Regions from separate parts of the Homo sapiens genome. Here all the other regions are linked to region 3. The links are chromatin contacts, found by Hi-C or POLR2A ChIA-PET in ENCODE. All regions are on one chromosome and are shown on one strand. The core of a region is the stretch at or near the end of the contact, and the rest is flanking DNA. Distances in the headings are between cores, read along the strand shown.

Region 1 (2,988 bases), core at 489-2,988, 3.2 Mb after region 3:
ACCTTGCAATCTGCTTCACACAGCAGTCAAAGTGACTCTTTAAACATGAAAGCCTTTGTCACATGTTCCCTGTCAATCTAAAATAATTTAAAAGGTCAGAATCTAGTTTAAAGAGAGTTTATTCAAGCACAAAGGTTGAGGATGGCCTGCCCAGGAAGCACAGAATGGAAAAATATGTCTGTCTTAAAAAAGATGGAAGTCAGTGTTCCAAAGTGTGAAAGGTTGGGTTCAGTGAGGTTTAACAGAATTTCAACATCTTTCTATGCAAGGCTTAATGCACAGTTACAATGATCTGAGTAGTTAAGGTGGTCTTTTTCCTTCAAGAAAGGTACATTTAACATCACATCCTGCAGATGTAACTGTCATGGGGTCAGTTCAGTTCAGGGCACCATCTAGTCTGAGTTAGGTGCAGGACAATAAAGGAGGCTGTCTATTACAAACATCAGTAATTGAGAGGGAAGAAATCTGGTCTCTGCTCTTTCCTAGTCATTACAGAACAAGAACAATGAGGAAGAGAATTAAGCTATAATTCTAAGAAGCAGAACTACAAAACATGCTACATGGACTCAGACCACAGCCACATCTCTCTCAAAGCTTCAAGTATTTGGGAGGTTCCAACAGCTTTTAGGTTTTATTTATTTTCACATTCCATTGCAATCAGAATCAGACTAAATTGCATTCAGCAAAAAAGTTTTTTGAAGCCGGGGGCGGTGGCTCATGCCTGTAATCCCAGCACTTTGGAAGGCTGAGGAAGGCAGATCACCTGAGGTCAGGAGTTCAAGCCCAGCCTAACCAACATGGTGAAACCCTGTCTCTACTAAAAATACAAAAATTAGCCGGGTGTAGTGGGCGCCTGTAATCCCAGCTACTGAGGAGGCTGAGGCAGGAGAATCACTTGAACCTGGGAGGCAGAGGTTGCAGTGAGCCGAGATCGTGCCACTGCACTCCAGCCTGGGTGACAGAGTGAGACTCCATCTCAAAAAAAATAATTTTGAACACCTACATTAGGGCACTGCTCAATGGGAATGAATAGACAATATCTCTGCCTTAAAAGAGCTTATATTTTAGTGAGAGGAAATGAGAAAATACACACTATTTAAAAAAACAATTCAGTCGATAAGAAGGGCATTAGAGAAAAAGACTGGGAGGAGTGATGGGCAATGGTTCAGGCTGCGATGTTTTAAACCGCTCACGTGATCTAGCCCTTCCTAACCACCAGTCCTGTTGCCCTCCCGCCTCAGTATATTTCAGTCCCTTACATGCAATACTCTTCTCTCTTTATTAGGCTTCTGCAGATGTTTCCCTCTGCCTGAACCCTTTCTTCAGCTCAGCTCAAATACCCCCTTCCTCTGGGAAAACTTTCCACAAGGCTAGATTTCTATTCTAGGCTTCCGCGACACCTGCCCCTCACCTTCAAACACCGCTCATATTCTGACTTTACATCCCGCTTGTATCTGTTTATCGCTCATAATATCAAGTAAGCTCCATGCGGGCACAGCTATGATCTGCTTTCTTTGCTGCCGACCCTGCGCCCAGCACGGAGACTGTAGTTACTACTAGGACCTCGCCTACCCGCGGAACACACTGAGAGCCGGAAGTGTTGCCTTAGCTCCGGACGACCGGATGGGGAACGGCGCGGCCCATCGGGCAACCGGAAGCATAGCGTTCCTGTCCGGAAGTCCTGAGAGGGAAACGCCCGCAAAGGCTGGTTTTTAAGCGGGAGCATCTCTTCACTCGCAGCAAGTGCGCGTGCGCTGCCTCTCAGCCCAAATTGGAAACATGGCCGTACGGTCGCTGTGGGCGGGCCGGCTGCGGGTGCAGCGCCTACTGGCCTGGAGTGCCGCGTGGGAGAGCAAGTAAGCATTGCAGGCGGGGAGTCGGGAGCGTGAGGACTCTGAGGGGCTAGCGAGCCAGCCGGGGTGGTTGTGGGCTGGAAGGCGAGAGCTATCTGAGCGTAGGCCAGGGGACCAAGCTTCTCGGCCTCTACGACCGTGCACTCACGGCCCCATTTTACAGACGGGGAAACTGAGGCCATCAGCCGTGCCTCTTTCTTAGGCCGAGGAAGGTAAGGAGATCCGAGGTCATGCATGGCCTGGAAGGTGAGAAGTCTCTTAAGCCCCCAAGGGAGGGATGTACCACTCTCCCGGCCTCTTCTCCCAGCCTGTGGTACCTGTGGGTAAATTTGGGTTCTCTCCCCTCACTCCGTGTGACCTAAGGCCAGTCCTTTCTCCGTTATCCGGGCACTGTTGTACCTGTCAGTAAAAGGAGGCCGCTGAACTTGTTTCTCCAAACGGCCATTGCATCAGCCTTCGGAAGACAAGTTCCATCGGCAGCTTTTATTGGTCGCTTACGAGGCCGACTGCAGAATTATGGGTGGTTCTTTTTATTATTACCCATTTAGTAGTTAAGGAAAGTGAGGTTTAGAAAAGTTGAGTAACTTCCAAACTTAAATATTTGGGAAGTGGTGGAACCCGGGCTGGAAACCAGTCAGGGCGTTGGAATCGGCGCTCTTATTTAATGAGCGATGTTAATTAATTTTCTCAGAGACTGTTGCCCCTACACTGTTTCTTCCTGGGATAGAGAATAAAAATAGTTGAGTACGAGGTAGGGTTGGACCTCTGAATAGTAAAGTAAGCTACGGGAGAATCTGGTAAATGTGCTTAACTACATATGTCACCCTTTTTACCTTAACACACCTGACCCAACATCCTACCCTAGCACCTAAGTGAGAGGTTGCATTCAGGGTTTCGGGACTTGGTTTTGCTTACCGTTCTCAAGTCTTTTTGGCAGCTTGTTGGTGATGTAAGGAAATGACCAGAAGAAAAATGGTTCCTTCTGGTAAGCTGTCTCCCTACTCCAGTTCTGAAGCAGTAGGAATTGAGATTGGCCACAACTCCCCAACCCTATTTCTTGGTCTAAGCTTTGGCCATTTTCCCTTTGAACTGGCCCTGAGAATTTTTTTTTTTTTTTTTTTTTTTTTTTTTTTTT
Region 2 (2,733 bases), core at 166-2,665, 3.4 Mb before region 3:
CACCTGGCCTCCAAAAGTTATGGATTACAGGTGTGAGCCACCATGCTCCATTTATGAATTTAATACATTAATTGCTTTCTTAATATAGATGGGACACCTCTGACCCCTCCTGAGTGAAAAATCCATGTTCCCAAGCACCCAGGCCTTCTATCCTATCACAAGGCATGGTTATCGCTTGTTTGCTTCCATCTCACCTAATACCACCAGCAGCTAAATTCATTCTGTTATTCATCTTTGTATTCTTACCATCTAGGCTAGTGCCTGCACATAGCAGACCTATTTAAAAAACAAACCAACCCAAACAAACATGAAGCCCCCACGTAGCTGAAGGAGGGCTGCTGGTTCCTAGACATAGAGATAATTTATTCAAGGACAGTCCCTATCCTCCAGGAGTTAACAATTCAGCACTAGACACCCTGTGGGACCCAGCCTGACAAGTGCAACGAGTGAGATGCCAGAATTGAGTCCTGCGGTCGAACAGAGGGACTACAGGGCAACGCACTGGGCGTGGGAGGTGGAGATGGCTCTGGGAAAGGATCCATTCATTTATTCTACATTTATCAATCACCGTAGCACACACAGCACATAGTAAGTGCTCAATATCTGTTATTAAATGCCAGCCACTGTGCTAGGTGCCAGGATGCAACAGCGGACAAGAAAATTGCAGGGGCACTTGCCCTCGTGGGGCTTACCGTGTAGCGAAGGATGACAGGCAGTAGACTGTCATCTTATTATGTAAAATTGTGCTAGATGCAGAGCAGGAAAATAACAGGCGGCTGAAATTCTAGTAATGATGTGAGCTCCTTCGGCTGAGGGGAACCGTGGGCGGGTTCTGAGCAGGAGTGGCCGTGAGGGGGACGGACCGTAGGGGGCGGGAAGACTGCAGGCAAGAGCTGGTAATTTTAAGATGCAAATAACATTTTTCTGCCTGACTGGAAGAGGAGCGTTTGGTCGCTCGGGATTCTCCCGGAGCAGGGGGCTGTATTTTGAGTGTAAAATCGGTTGCCCCGCAGTGCAGGGCAGGCGGTGGTGAACTGCAGCCCTAGTCCCCAGGTTTTTCATGCTTGGCACATCGAGGCTCTTCGGCCCCCAGGACCAGCAGACTCGCCATGCGTGGCTCGGATTCGGGCTGGAGCAGGCGGGCAAGGTAGCGGGGGCGGGTGCACAGCAACGCTCACCCCTAGGTTTCGGGGTCTGCAACGCTGGGAGGGCAAGAGGAGGCGGAGTTTGCGCTGCGGACCTAGGCGTTGGCGAGGGCCACGCCCCCAGCCGCAGACCCTGCCTCCAGGCCCCTTTGATTGGATCAAGACCGCGGAAGGGCCGGGCGTCCTCGGGCGGCCTGAGGGTCGGGCAGGGGAGGGTGCGCTGATTGGCCCGGCGGGGATTAAGTCATCGCTAGCAGGTTCGAGCGGCCCAGACACCGGCGGGGCGGCCGAGGCTGCTGTGAGAGGGCGCTCGAGGCTGCCGAGAGCTAGCTAGCGAAGGAGGCGGGGAGGCGGCGTCTGCACTCGCTCGCCCGCTCGCTCGCTTCCCGGCGCCGCTGCGGGTCCGCGCTGCGTTTCCTGCTCGCGATCCGCTCCGTTGCCCGCGCCCGGAACAGCAGCACCTCGGCCGGGTCCGAGCTCGGTTCGGGAGTCTTGCGCGCCGGCGGACACCGCGCGCGGAGTGAGCCAGCGCCACACCTGTGGAGCCGGCGGCCGTCGGGGGAGCCGGCCGGGGTCCCGCCGCGTGAGTGCTCTGGGCGGCGGGCGGCCCGGGCCCCGGCGGAGGCGCGCCCCCCGGCTGGGCGCCGCGCGCACCATGGGGCTCCCAGCGCTCGAGTTCAGCGACTGCTGCCTCGATAGTCCGCACTTCCGAGAGACGCTCAAGTCGCACGAAGCAGAGCTGGACAAGACCAACAAATTCATCAAGGAGCTCATCAAGGACGGGAAGTCACTCATAAGCGCGCTCAAGAGTGAGTGTCCCGAGCCCCTCGGGGACGCGGCTCCGGGGCGGGAGGAACTGGGAGGTGGCGCTTAGCCCGGGTTGCCCGCGCGTCTGCCGGGTTTCTGCTCCCGGTACACTGGGGGACGGGTGTCGACGCCTCCGAGGCAGGAAGGATACGTAAAGCGGGCGAACCAGCAACCATCAGATGAAGAGAGAGACCCGTCGCTCCGCCTTTTGCGTTCAGGGATGGTCGGGAGGTGACCCAGCGCGGGTGGTGCTCTGGGGCAGCGCGGGTGGGCGTGGGCGTGCGCGGCACGCAGGTGTCCCAGCAGTGGGGCCAGAGTGCCGAGCGCGCCGCAGCCAGCGGGCAGATCCCATCGTGTCCACAGCTCCAGCTCCCTTAGGGGCAGAGTTGCTCAGCCTTGAGTGCCCAACCGTGAGAATGGAGCGTGCCCTGCCGAGGGGGCGCTGCCTCCCCTTGGGAAAAGGTGGGTTGTGACTGCTTCGCTCCCTGTACGCAGCTCCAGCCTAGTCAGGCCGCCGGGTTCCCTGGGTGGAATGCTTGGTTAGCTTGCGATTCCTTGGAGTATTGGCAGCCAGTAATCTCTAAATCTGGAATCAGTACGTGCGCAGGTTCTGATTCTTGTGTTTAGCAGAAGGTGATAGGGGTGGGAGTAGAGAATCAGAGTGTTCCTTTACTCTAAACTGTGGGCGAGGGTTTAAAAATAGAATGTACATATCCCAACTCTCTCCCTCTCCTGCTCCCAAGCTCTCCTTTTTACCTCTTCCGTTATCCTTGTAAAGGTC
Region 3 (3,135 bases), core at 508-3,007:
CACTGCAGGATGTTTAGAAGCATCCCTGGCTTCTACCCGGGATCCCTGCTTTTCACTTACACTGTTGCCCCTGCCTGGAAATCTCTTTCTTCCTATAGTTGCATAGGTTGCTCTCTTACCTCGTTTTTGCCACCTTTTTGGCAAAGCCTTGCTTGATCATCCTTTTAAAAATTGCAACAGGCCAGGCGCCATGGCTCACGCCTGTAATCCCAGCACTTTGGGAGGCCGAGGCGGGCAGATCACGAGGTCAGGAAATTGAGTCCATCCTGGCCAATGTGGTGAAACCCTGTCTCTACTAAAATACAAAAAATTTAACTGGGCATGGTGGCGCGCGCCTGTAGTCCCAGCTACTCGGGAAGTTGAGGCAGGGGAACCGCTTGAACCTGGGAGGAGGAGGTTGCAGTGAGCCGAGATCGCGCCGCTGCACTCCAGCCTGGCGACAGGGCAAGGCTCCGTCTCAAGAAAAAAACAAACAAACAAACAAAAAACAAAAAAAAATAAAACCAGGCGGGATGGCTCATGCCTGTAGTCCCAGCACTTTCGGAGGCTGAGACAGAAGGATCGCTTGACCCCAGGAGTTCGAAACCCTGTCTCTACTAAAAATACAAAAAATTAGCAGGGTGTAATGGAGCACGCTTGCAGTACCAGCTGTGGGGAGGCTGAGGTGTGAGGATCGCTTGAGCCCTAAGGTCCAGGCTGCAGTGAGCCATGATCACGCCACTGCATTCCAGTCTGGGTCACAGAGTGAGAACATCTCCCAAATTTAAAAAAATTTTTAAAAATTGCAACTGTACTACCCCACCGTACACTCCCTAGCACCCCTTCCTGCTCTATTTTTTCCCCACAGCATTTATCAGCACCTGACACAATATTTTACAATGTATTTTACCCACACACATAAACACTATGAAAAGAGAGATTTTTGTCTGTTTTACGGAGAGGCGCTCAATTTTTTCTTTTTTTTTTTTTTTTTTTTTTTTTTTTTTTGCTGTAAGTAGGAATCAACTTACATACTCCTCTCTCCACCTCGGCTTTATTTGTTTGTTTATTTATTTATTTTATTTTTAAGACGGAGTCTCACTCTGTCGCCCAGGCTGGAGTGCAGTGGCGCGATCCTGGCTCACAGCAGCCTCCCTCTCCCGGGTTCAAGCAATTCTCCTGCCTCAGCCTCCCGAGTAGCTGGGTTAACAGGCGCGCACCACTACGCCCGGCTAATTTATGTATTTTTGGTAGAAACGGGGTCTCACCATGTTGGCCAGGGTGGTCTCGAACTCCTGACCTCAAATGATCCACCCGCCTCGGCCTCCCAAAGTGCTGGGATTACAGCCGTGGGCCACCGTGCCCGGCTCTCCACCTCGATTTTAGAAACTCCAGAGAAATAACAAATATGATATCCAAGTACTCCGTAAAGTTAACAGACATCAGTTCGTGGTTCATAAACTAGCAAGAAAAAGCAAAGTCTCTACGAAAGGCACGCCTTAAGCGTGGCTCTCTTTTAGAAAAGGACTTTCCCTTCAGGACAGCACATGGAGAGCCCCTAGAGACTGGCCAGTCCGGCTCCAGGGCCCCTGCGGATTCTTCTCGCTCAAACTCACCGCCATTGCACCGCCCAGCCGACTGTGCAAATCCACGACAATGACCCTGGCGACCTCCACAAAGGAGTGGTTACCTTTCCCCTCCCTCTCGGGGATGCCAGGCCTCCCACGAAACTAAAGCACACGCTTCACACCTGCTGAGGCAATCATCCGGCTCCTTACTAACTACAGCCAAGGCATCTCACAGCCCGCCGGGAATTGTAGTTCCCAGACCACCCGAGCAGACACCCAGCAGGCGCTAACTGACTACAATTCCCAGAGAAAAACGGGTTATCGGAAGTCTACCCGATAGGCCCACTCAGAGGGGAACCGGCAGTGACGTCACTGGCATGTTGAACTACAAAGTCCATGATGCAGTGCGGGATCGCAGAATGCCGCGAGTGCGCCCTGGTTAGGTTGGAGTCCCTTGGCCATCAACCTTTTCACCCGGTAGAGCTGGTTGCCTGTCGGGATGCCAGGATACGCAGTTAATTACTATACGGTGACTGAGGTGCTACTTATGGCTTGCCACTATGCACAGATATTTTTTACTGTCAGTGGCATTCAACAGCCCAGCATTTAGACATTGTATAACCGCGTATTGACAATCTCCTTTTTTTTTTTTGAGACGCAGTATCGCTCTGTCGCCCAGGCTGGAGTGCAGTGGCGCGATCTTGGCTCAGTGCAACCTCGGCCTGCCGGATTCAAGCAATTCTCCTGCCTCAGGCTCCCGAGGAGCTGGGACTATGGGCGCGCGCCACCACACCGACTAATTTTTTGTATTTTTGGTAGAGACTGGGTTTCACCTTGTTAGCCAGGATGATCCCGATTTCCTGACCTCGTGATCTGCCTCCCTCGGCCTCCCAAAGTGCTAGGATTACAGGCGTGAGCTACCGTACCTAGCCAACAATCTCCTTTTTTTTTTTTTTTTTTTTTTTTTTTTTTGAGAGGGAGTTTCGTTCTGTCTCCAGGCTGGAGTGCAGTGGCGCGGTTTCGGCTCACTGCAACCTCCGCCTCCCGGGTTCAAGCGATTCTTCTGCCCCAGCCTCCTTAGTAGCTGGGACTACAGGCGCGCGCCACCGCGCCCAGCTAATTTTTGTATTTTCAGTAGAAACGGGGTTTCACCATATTGGCCAGGATGGTCTCGATCTCCTGAACTCGTGATCCGCCCGCCCCAGCCTCCCAAAGTGATGGGATTACAGGCGTGAGCCACCGTGCCCGGCCAACAATCTCCATTTTTAAGCAAGAGACTGAAAGCCTACCTGGTCCCATTGCCTGACTCAGACTATTTAGACCACTACCAAACAGGGCCAGGGGCGGTGGCCATAATCCCATTATTTTGGGATGCCGAGGTGGGCGGATGACCTGAGGTCAGGAGTTTGAGACCAGCCTGGCCAACATGGTGAAACCCCGTCTCTACTAAAAATACGAAAATTAGCTGGGTATGGTGGCGTGCACCTGTAGTCCCGGCTACTCGGGAGGCTGAGGCAGGAAAATTGCTTGAACCCAGGAGGCAGAGGGTGCACTGAGTCGAGATCGCACCACTGCACTCTATCTTGGG
Region 4 (3,084 bases), core at 370-2,869, 3.4 Mb before region 3:
TATCATCTGTGCAATAAGAATCCAAAAGTTGTTGGAATTAGATTGCAGAAGGTTTAGGTGACACAGTGAAGAGTCTTTGTTCAGTGGACACTGGGAAGTCACTGTAAGTTTTTTGAGTAGCATAGTGACATAATCAAAGCTTTGTGAACTAAATAGCCCGGATATACCTCTAAGAGCATTGTATCATTTCTCTGATCCCTAAAACATCCTTTGGGAGATAAATGCTAGGGTTCCTGTTTTGTAAATGGGGAAAAGCTAGGACACTTAATGATTAAAGGACTGATTTTCAGCATCATAGGAAAGCAGTTGATTGAGCCAGTGTTTTTATAATTAGATAGAATTGTGATCTGTGGGATTGATGAATGTTGCAAGTAGTTTTGTTCATTTTTCAAGTGGGCAACAAGATGAATATTTGAGTGTTGAGAAGCTGTCCCTCAAAGGTGACTGACTCAAGGATTTGTCAGGAAGCTTTGGCAGAGACTTGGATTCTGCTTAGGAGATAAGTGATGCTTTTGGGGGTGGTCACAGGGTGATTTTTTGTATCATAGCTGTCTGTGCTCACCCTACGTGGTTGCTTTTGTTGTGTTGACTTGGCAAGATCAAAGAACAGGTGGATGCTGATTTCCCCTTCTGGCTAGTTTAGGAATTGAGAGTTCTCTCACAGCAACCCTCGTCTGTGATTCCATTCTATTTAAACCTTAAGGCAGGTATTTCGGTTTTGCAGCTTCATTGACAAACTGTTTAAAGCTGAGTTTGAAAAGGCAAGTCTTTGGTGGTATGATTGATAATCTCCAAAGACCAGTTGCCACTCTGTTGGGGGAGTGCTTTTCAAACTTTAATGTGCATCCAGATTGCCTGGGGACCTTGTTAAAATGCAGGTTCTGAGGTGGGGCTTGACATTCTGCATTTCTTACAAGCTCCAGTTGATGTTCATGCTGCTGAGTTGCCTGTGCTAGACCAAGTTTCCCTTTACCTGACCCTTCTTCTTTTCCGCTATGTCCCAGCCTTTCTCTTTCTTGATGTCTTGGACAGTGGTCCCCATTTAGGGGCTACTAGCATTTGCCAGGTGGACTCATTGATTAGCTTGCGGCTACCACTATAGCCAGGGTGGTCTTTTCAAAATGAAAATCTGATCACATATGCCACTTCAGTGCTTAAAACCCTTTAGTTGTCTCCCATTGCTCTTAAAATGACCCCCTTATTGTGGTCTGTCTTCCTTTGCCTCTCCACTCTCATCTTACACCATCTCTGCATCTTCCGGCAACAGGACCCTTTTTCTGCTCCCTTTGATGCTCATGTGCCTCCTCTATCACAAGGCTGTGGTACATGCAGTGCCCTCTGATGCAGCATTCCTCCGCTTCCCTTCACCTCTTCCTCCTTTTATGTCTCAGCTCAAATGCCACTGCCTCTGGAAGCCACCTGGTTTCCCAGTCTAGTGACCTTCTGTCATTGGTAGGCTTCTTTGGTGTATAGCTGGGACCAGCATCAGAGAAACAGGCTTGGTTGGGGCATGGTGGGATATTGTGCTCTGACTGTGCTCTCAAATGGAGTATTGTGTAGCATTTTAGGAAGTTGTAGATTGCCTAAGAGCTGTCTTTCAAAAGCCACTCTGCCTGGAAGGGTGGTGATGGTGCAAGTACACTTTGTGGTATGTAGCGAGAAGAGGAAGAGCAAAGAGTTTCCGCCCAGGACCTATCATGCCATCTAAAGCTGGGTTTGTGTCTATGTATGCACTTGGTGAACAGTTATATATCCCTCCCCTCTTCCCCATGCTTCTCCTTTTTCTACTGGTCTTGTCATTTTATAAATGCAGGAACTATATACCCTCAGGGAAGGAATTGACTAGTTCAGGGCTGTGGGATATATGGCTGACCTGAGAAAAGAATGCAGCTCTCATTGCAGCATGGAGCCCCTTCATCCACCAGGCCAAGCTGGTCTGGCATTTGAGTGGTAACCTTGAAGGCCCAGTAGCTGCCTGGCAGCTTTCCTGGGCATGGAAACAGCCCTGTTTAGGTGATGCTGTTCCTTCCCAATCTGGTATACCTCGAAGAGATAATGTGTTCCACATTAAACCTAACAGACATCGCTAATTTGGTCACCTTTTCTGCTTTTACTCTTACTGTAAGAGTAAAGTAATGCTGCAGGTATTCACTCTTATAGCGGTGAATGGTATTAGGAGTAACAACTGTGGTGGGTTTTTTTTTTGGAGGCATATTGTAATGTATCTTTATTTTCTTTAGAGATATGTGTTTCTGCATTTTGGTTCTTTCTTACATTCGTTACAACTCAGACTATAAGATCCCCTTAGATGCTAAGCTCCAGAAGGATAGGGTTCATGGCTATATCCTGAGTAGTTTGCGTGGTGCCTGGCACACAGTAGCCATTCTACAAATGCTTGTCAAGACGAATGTCTTAATTTGTAATATGGTGAGAAGTTTACCCTCCATCTTTCAACAGTCCCAAGAGTGGATGCTTTGAGGCTGAGAGTATTTGTACCTGTGAATTCCTCAGCAGGATTTATTCCTTGAGCTGTAGGAATGACATGTACCTTAGTTCGTTTTGTGCTGCTCTAACAGAATACCACAGATTGGGTAACTTATAACCAACAGAAATTTATTGGCTCAAAATTCTGGAGGCTGGGAAGTCCAAGATTGAGGGCCCAGCATCTGGTGAGGAGGGGTCTGCTTTCTGTGTCATCCCATGTTGGAAGGGCAAAGAGAGGATGAGAGAGGCAAAAGGGAGCAAACCCATCTGTTTATAAGGAACCCATTCCTGTGATAATAAACTCACTCCCATGATTACAGCATTGATTCATTCATGAGGGCGGAGCCCCCATGGCCTCATCACCTCTTAAAGGTCCCCACCTCTTTGTACTGTTAGAGTGGCAACTACATTTCAAACATGAGTTTTGGAAGGGACATTAAAACTGTAGCAAAATGTAATTGACTTCACAGCTGCTTATTCACATGCTTGAGTCACTGGCCTGATGTAGTGGGACACACAGTGTTAAACGAACACTTTTGACTCATTGGTACAAATTTAAGTTGGTACCTTCTTATCCTTGAATGCAGGCTCTGAGAGAGC
Region 5 (3,009 bases), core at 13-2,512, 3.3 Mb before region 3:
AGTTTTGCTTTTATCATCTTGGACAATAATGCCTACATTTCAAGATGGTTGTGACCATTAAAAATAATTAAATGAATTCGTAAGCATCTTGGAGTGTCCTGTATATAGTGGGGCTTATATATTATTGTTCTTATTTTGTTTGCTACAAATGCACAGAACAAGCTGGTTTGAGGCACTTGTGTCTAGTAGTCATGTTGTGGGATCAACTTTGGAAAAAGAGACAGCTTTGGAATTATCTAGTCTGAAATTTTCATTATACAGACAAGGAAACAGACTCAGAAAAGTTAAGTGACCACGTCAAAGCTGTAGAACTGGATAGGGACAAAGCTGAGACTAGAACTCGTACCACTGACTCTTAGCTTATGGTCTTTTTATGCCATCATGACTTATTTGGTCTAGATATGTATACCAGCATCTCTAGGGCAAGATTTACTAAAATCACCTGGGAAGTAGTAGTGTTGATGTGGTTAAAAAAAGTACCTTCCTGGACTCCGTCCTAGATTAATGACTCAAATCTCTGGAGTATAACCAGGGATCTGCATTTTAACAAACATTTCAGACGATTCTTATGTATTTTATAAGTTTACATTTATTTTGTGATGTAATACAAAATACATTTACAAAGTGAGTTTGAGATGAGTCGTTTGAGTTTACTGGGTTTGAGTCTCTGTTCTTATGCTGTAATTAAGATTTGATTTTCACAGAGTTATCTGAGCACCTTCAGACACTTAAAGAGTGCCTGGCACATAGCAAGCACTTTACAAGTGTTAGTTATAATAACCCCATTTAATTGTTATAACAATCCTTTGAAGGTTTTTTTTTTTATTTCTTTTACAGATATAGGAAGCTAATGTACAGAGCGGTCATATAACTTGCCCAAGGTCATCCAGCTAACAGTTGACAGAGACGATACTTGAACTTCTGTGTGTCTGATGCTGAAACCCATGTGGGATAGTAGATTTTTTTCAATAAATATTGAAAGTTAAAGGATTTTTCTCATTAAAAGAATACCCCTCTGGGTTTGGTTGATATTAGTCTGTTGAGGTAGACCAAAGAGAGACCTCATATAGGTAAAATAATCCCTATTCTGGTTTTCAAAACCAAAAAAGTTCTGGAATGAGGCTTTCCTGAGAGTGAGAAAGCTGGCAAAAACAATTTGTTCGAAAGGGAAAGTTTTTATTTTCATTCTCTGTGCAAATGAAATGGATGGTTAAGGGAGAAAGTGGCAGCTGGCCGAAGAGCTTGACTCAGCTTCTTCAAGTCCAAAGAGCTCAGAGACTGGAGACCTTGGGGAAATTTTGTGTGCTGTCCAGTTTTGTGTTGCGACAGAGAGAGAGAGAGGAGGGGAGGGGAGGGGAGGGGAGGGGAGAGAGAGACTGAGCTAGCCTCTGGAGTTATGCGTATTATTTTCCCCATGTTCTTTTGGTTGAGGCAGTTGCAGTGGTCCAGCTAGGTTCAAGGGAATATAGACCCCACTGCCTGGTGGAGGAGTGCCTGTGTCTCATTAGTCATTAAGAAGAATATGTGGGATGGGATGTATGGGTGTGGCTATCTTTGAGATATAGAATCTGCCACACGTTTTGACTCTACTGTTGCTAAATAGGTTCATTCAAGGACTGGGTAGTTTTTGAGGTCCTTTATCCTCATAGTCAGTGTGATTTATGGATTTGCCGTTGTTAAAAAGGCTAAACTTAAACAGTTTTTGGGTGGAACCTGAACTGTGTTTATTCAGAACTATGTAAATATATGATGGGGAGTGTCTGGCAAAGCCTTACCTCATCATGGAGGAATAATACATTGGTTATTTTTTTCTTTTAGTAGGAAATAAATCCTTAGTCTTTGTCCAGAATCTTAGGCAGTACATAATCACTGTTTTTGTTGTTGTTGTTGTTTTTTGACTATTGTTAAATAGGGCCTAAAATGTCTTAGGGGTTTGTGAACAAGACAGCCAAGGTTCTACTCTTATGAACCTTCAAGTCATGTGGAAAAGACAGACAGTAAACAAGAAAATGTTTAAGAGTTGTGCTTCTAAGGTTCCTAGGTAAATGAATGGGGAGGGCCCATGGCAAGTGGTAGTTGTCATCGTCTTATTTGAGCCTAGTTGGTCAGTAGAGGCATCAGAAAAGCCATGTGAGGAGTTTCACTTAGCCTCTTCTCTGAGGTCCTGGTGTGTGTACTCCACCCAGAAGCTGAGATGAAATTGTCAGGGAACAAACATGGACTTGTTCACAGAATCCTAGAATAAAAGCTAGATTAAGCAACCCTTCCATATCTACTCTGCCAGTTCTTTTTCTTGCCTTCCTCCTCCAAAGAAAGGTTCAGTAGCGGTAATGTAAGAACATAAAAGGAAGTAGTACTTTCACACAGCAGACAGTAAACACATGGAATTTATGTGTTTTCCTTGAGATGGAAAGTGTGAAAAGATGGAGATTTCATAAGTTCATGAAAACTGGATCTATAACAGGTTATTTAGGGAAATTAGTAATATTATGATCTATGTCTCACCATTTAAGGATATCCAGGGACCTCTGCTTGATTTCCTTTCCTCATCTTACCCCACCCATACAATAAAGATTAATTGCCTGGCTTCTTTGTATCAGCCTCGGGGGTCTGGGGATAAAACAGCATTCAGGCTTCCTACCTTCATGTAGGCAGACAAAGAAGAAAGCAATGAGACACAAATCACTGTAAGTCATCAACTAGGAAAGAAACAAATCCTGGGTGATAGGGAAAGACTAATGTCAGATGAAGTGTCAAGATCTGTCCCTGAGGAGGTGGCCACAGGTTTCAAGTCTCACGGTGCTAAGCCCAACACCTAGACTGGAAGATATATTAGGACAAATCCAGGACATCATTGCCGTTACGTTTACGGTGTAATTAAGGAAAGATTGGGTGGGAGCTGAGGATGCAGCGGTTCCTGCAGTGTATTGAATCCTTGGAGCCTTCACATTGAATAAGAATCCTTTACCCTAGCTGGAGGTGACTGTTTAGTCACACTGAGTGCGGGCA

Evidence for each region. A loop is a pair of places that touch in the nucleus more often than their neighbours do. ChIA-PET counts read pairs that join two places held with the same protein, here RNA polymerase II (POLR2A). Pooled maps may share reads with other maps.
Region 1: a map with no recorded cell type shows a loop between it and region 3 (22-fold over the local background). The contact joins the promoter of GRPEL2 here to the promoter of LARS1 in region 3. A Hi-C loop is called at or near these places in 1 of 37 single-sample maps with no recorded cell type and 7 of 50 pooled maps. POLR2A ChIA-PET finds 5 or more read pairs at or near these places in 1 of 52 experiments (Panc1).
Region 2: a loop to region 3 is called in a map of CD4-positive, alpha-beta memory T cell, with 18 times the contacts of the local background. The contact joins the promoter of ARHGAP26 here to the promoter of LARS1 in region 3. A Hi-C loop is called at or near these places in 2 of 168 maps with a recorded cell type or tissue (CD4-positive, alpha-beta memory T cell and naive thymus-derived CD4-positive, alpha-beta T cell) and 6 of 50 pooled maps.
Region 4: a map with no recorded cell type shows a loop between it and region 3 (4-fold over the local background). The contact joins the enhancer-like site here to the promoter of LARS1 in region 3. A Hi-C loop is called at or near these places in 1 of 37 single-sample maps with no recorded cell type. POLR2A ChIA-PET finds 5 or more read pairs at or near these places in 1 of 52 experiments (activated naive CD4-positive, alpha-beta T cell).
Region 5: POLR2A ChIA-PET joins it to region 3 with 10 read pairs in T-cell. The contact joins the enhancer-like site here to the promoter of LARS1 in region 3. POLR2A ChIA-PET finds 5 or more read pairs at or near these places in 2 of 52 experiments (T-cell and activated CD4-positive, alpha-beta T cell).

Annotation. Positions count from the first base shown.
Region 1 is chr5:149,343,761-149,346,748 of GRCh38, forward strand. GRPEL2 (GrpE like 2, mitochondrial) reads left to right here and starts at 1,739. Exons shown (of 4, transcript NM_152407.4): 1 at 1,739-1,856. The coding sequence starts at 1,780. RefSeq lists enhancers at 1,422-2,047, 2,048-2,671.
Region 2 is chr5:142,768,962-142,771,694 of GRCh38, forward strand. It overlaps ARHGAP26 (Rho GTPase activating protein 26), which reads left to right and starts at 1,416. Exons shown (of 23, transcript NM_001135608.3): 1 at 1,416-1,954. The coding sequence starts at 1,801. RefSeq lists silencers at 1,220-1,629, 1,640-1,759 and an enhancer at 2,055-2,733.
Region 3 is chr5:146,180,893-146,184,027 of GRCh38, forward strand. LARS1 (leucyl-tRNA synthetase 1) reads right to left here and starts at 1,758. Exons shown (of 32, transcript NM_020117.11): 1 at 1,596-1,758. The coding sequence starts at 1,601. RefSeq lists enhancers at 1,282-1,441, 2,350-3,135.
Region 4 is chr5:142,796,997-142,800,080 of GRCh38, forward strand. All of the region lies in intron 1 of ARHGAP26 (Rho GTPase activating protein 26), which reads left to right. Among named protein-coding and RNA genes, the nearest start is that of ARHGAP26, 28 kb to the left of the region's middle. RefSeq lists an enhancer at 430-931. Within about 2 kb of position 1,620, at least 9 of the 41 ENCODE cell types and tissues checked have a DNase peak (open chromatin) inside an H3K27ac peak, as active enhancers do.
Region 5 is chr5:142,838,554-142,841,562 of GRCh38, forward strand. The region is part of intron 1 of ARHGAP26 (Rho GTPase activating protein 26); the gene reads left to right. Among named protein-coding and RNA genes, the nearest start is that of ARHGAP26-AS1, 29 kb to the right of the region's middle. Within about 2 kb of position 1,263, at least 11 of the 41 ENCODE cell types and tissues checked have a DNase peak (open chromatin) inside an H3K27ac peak, as active enhancers do.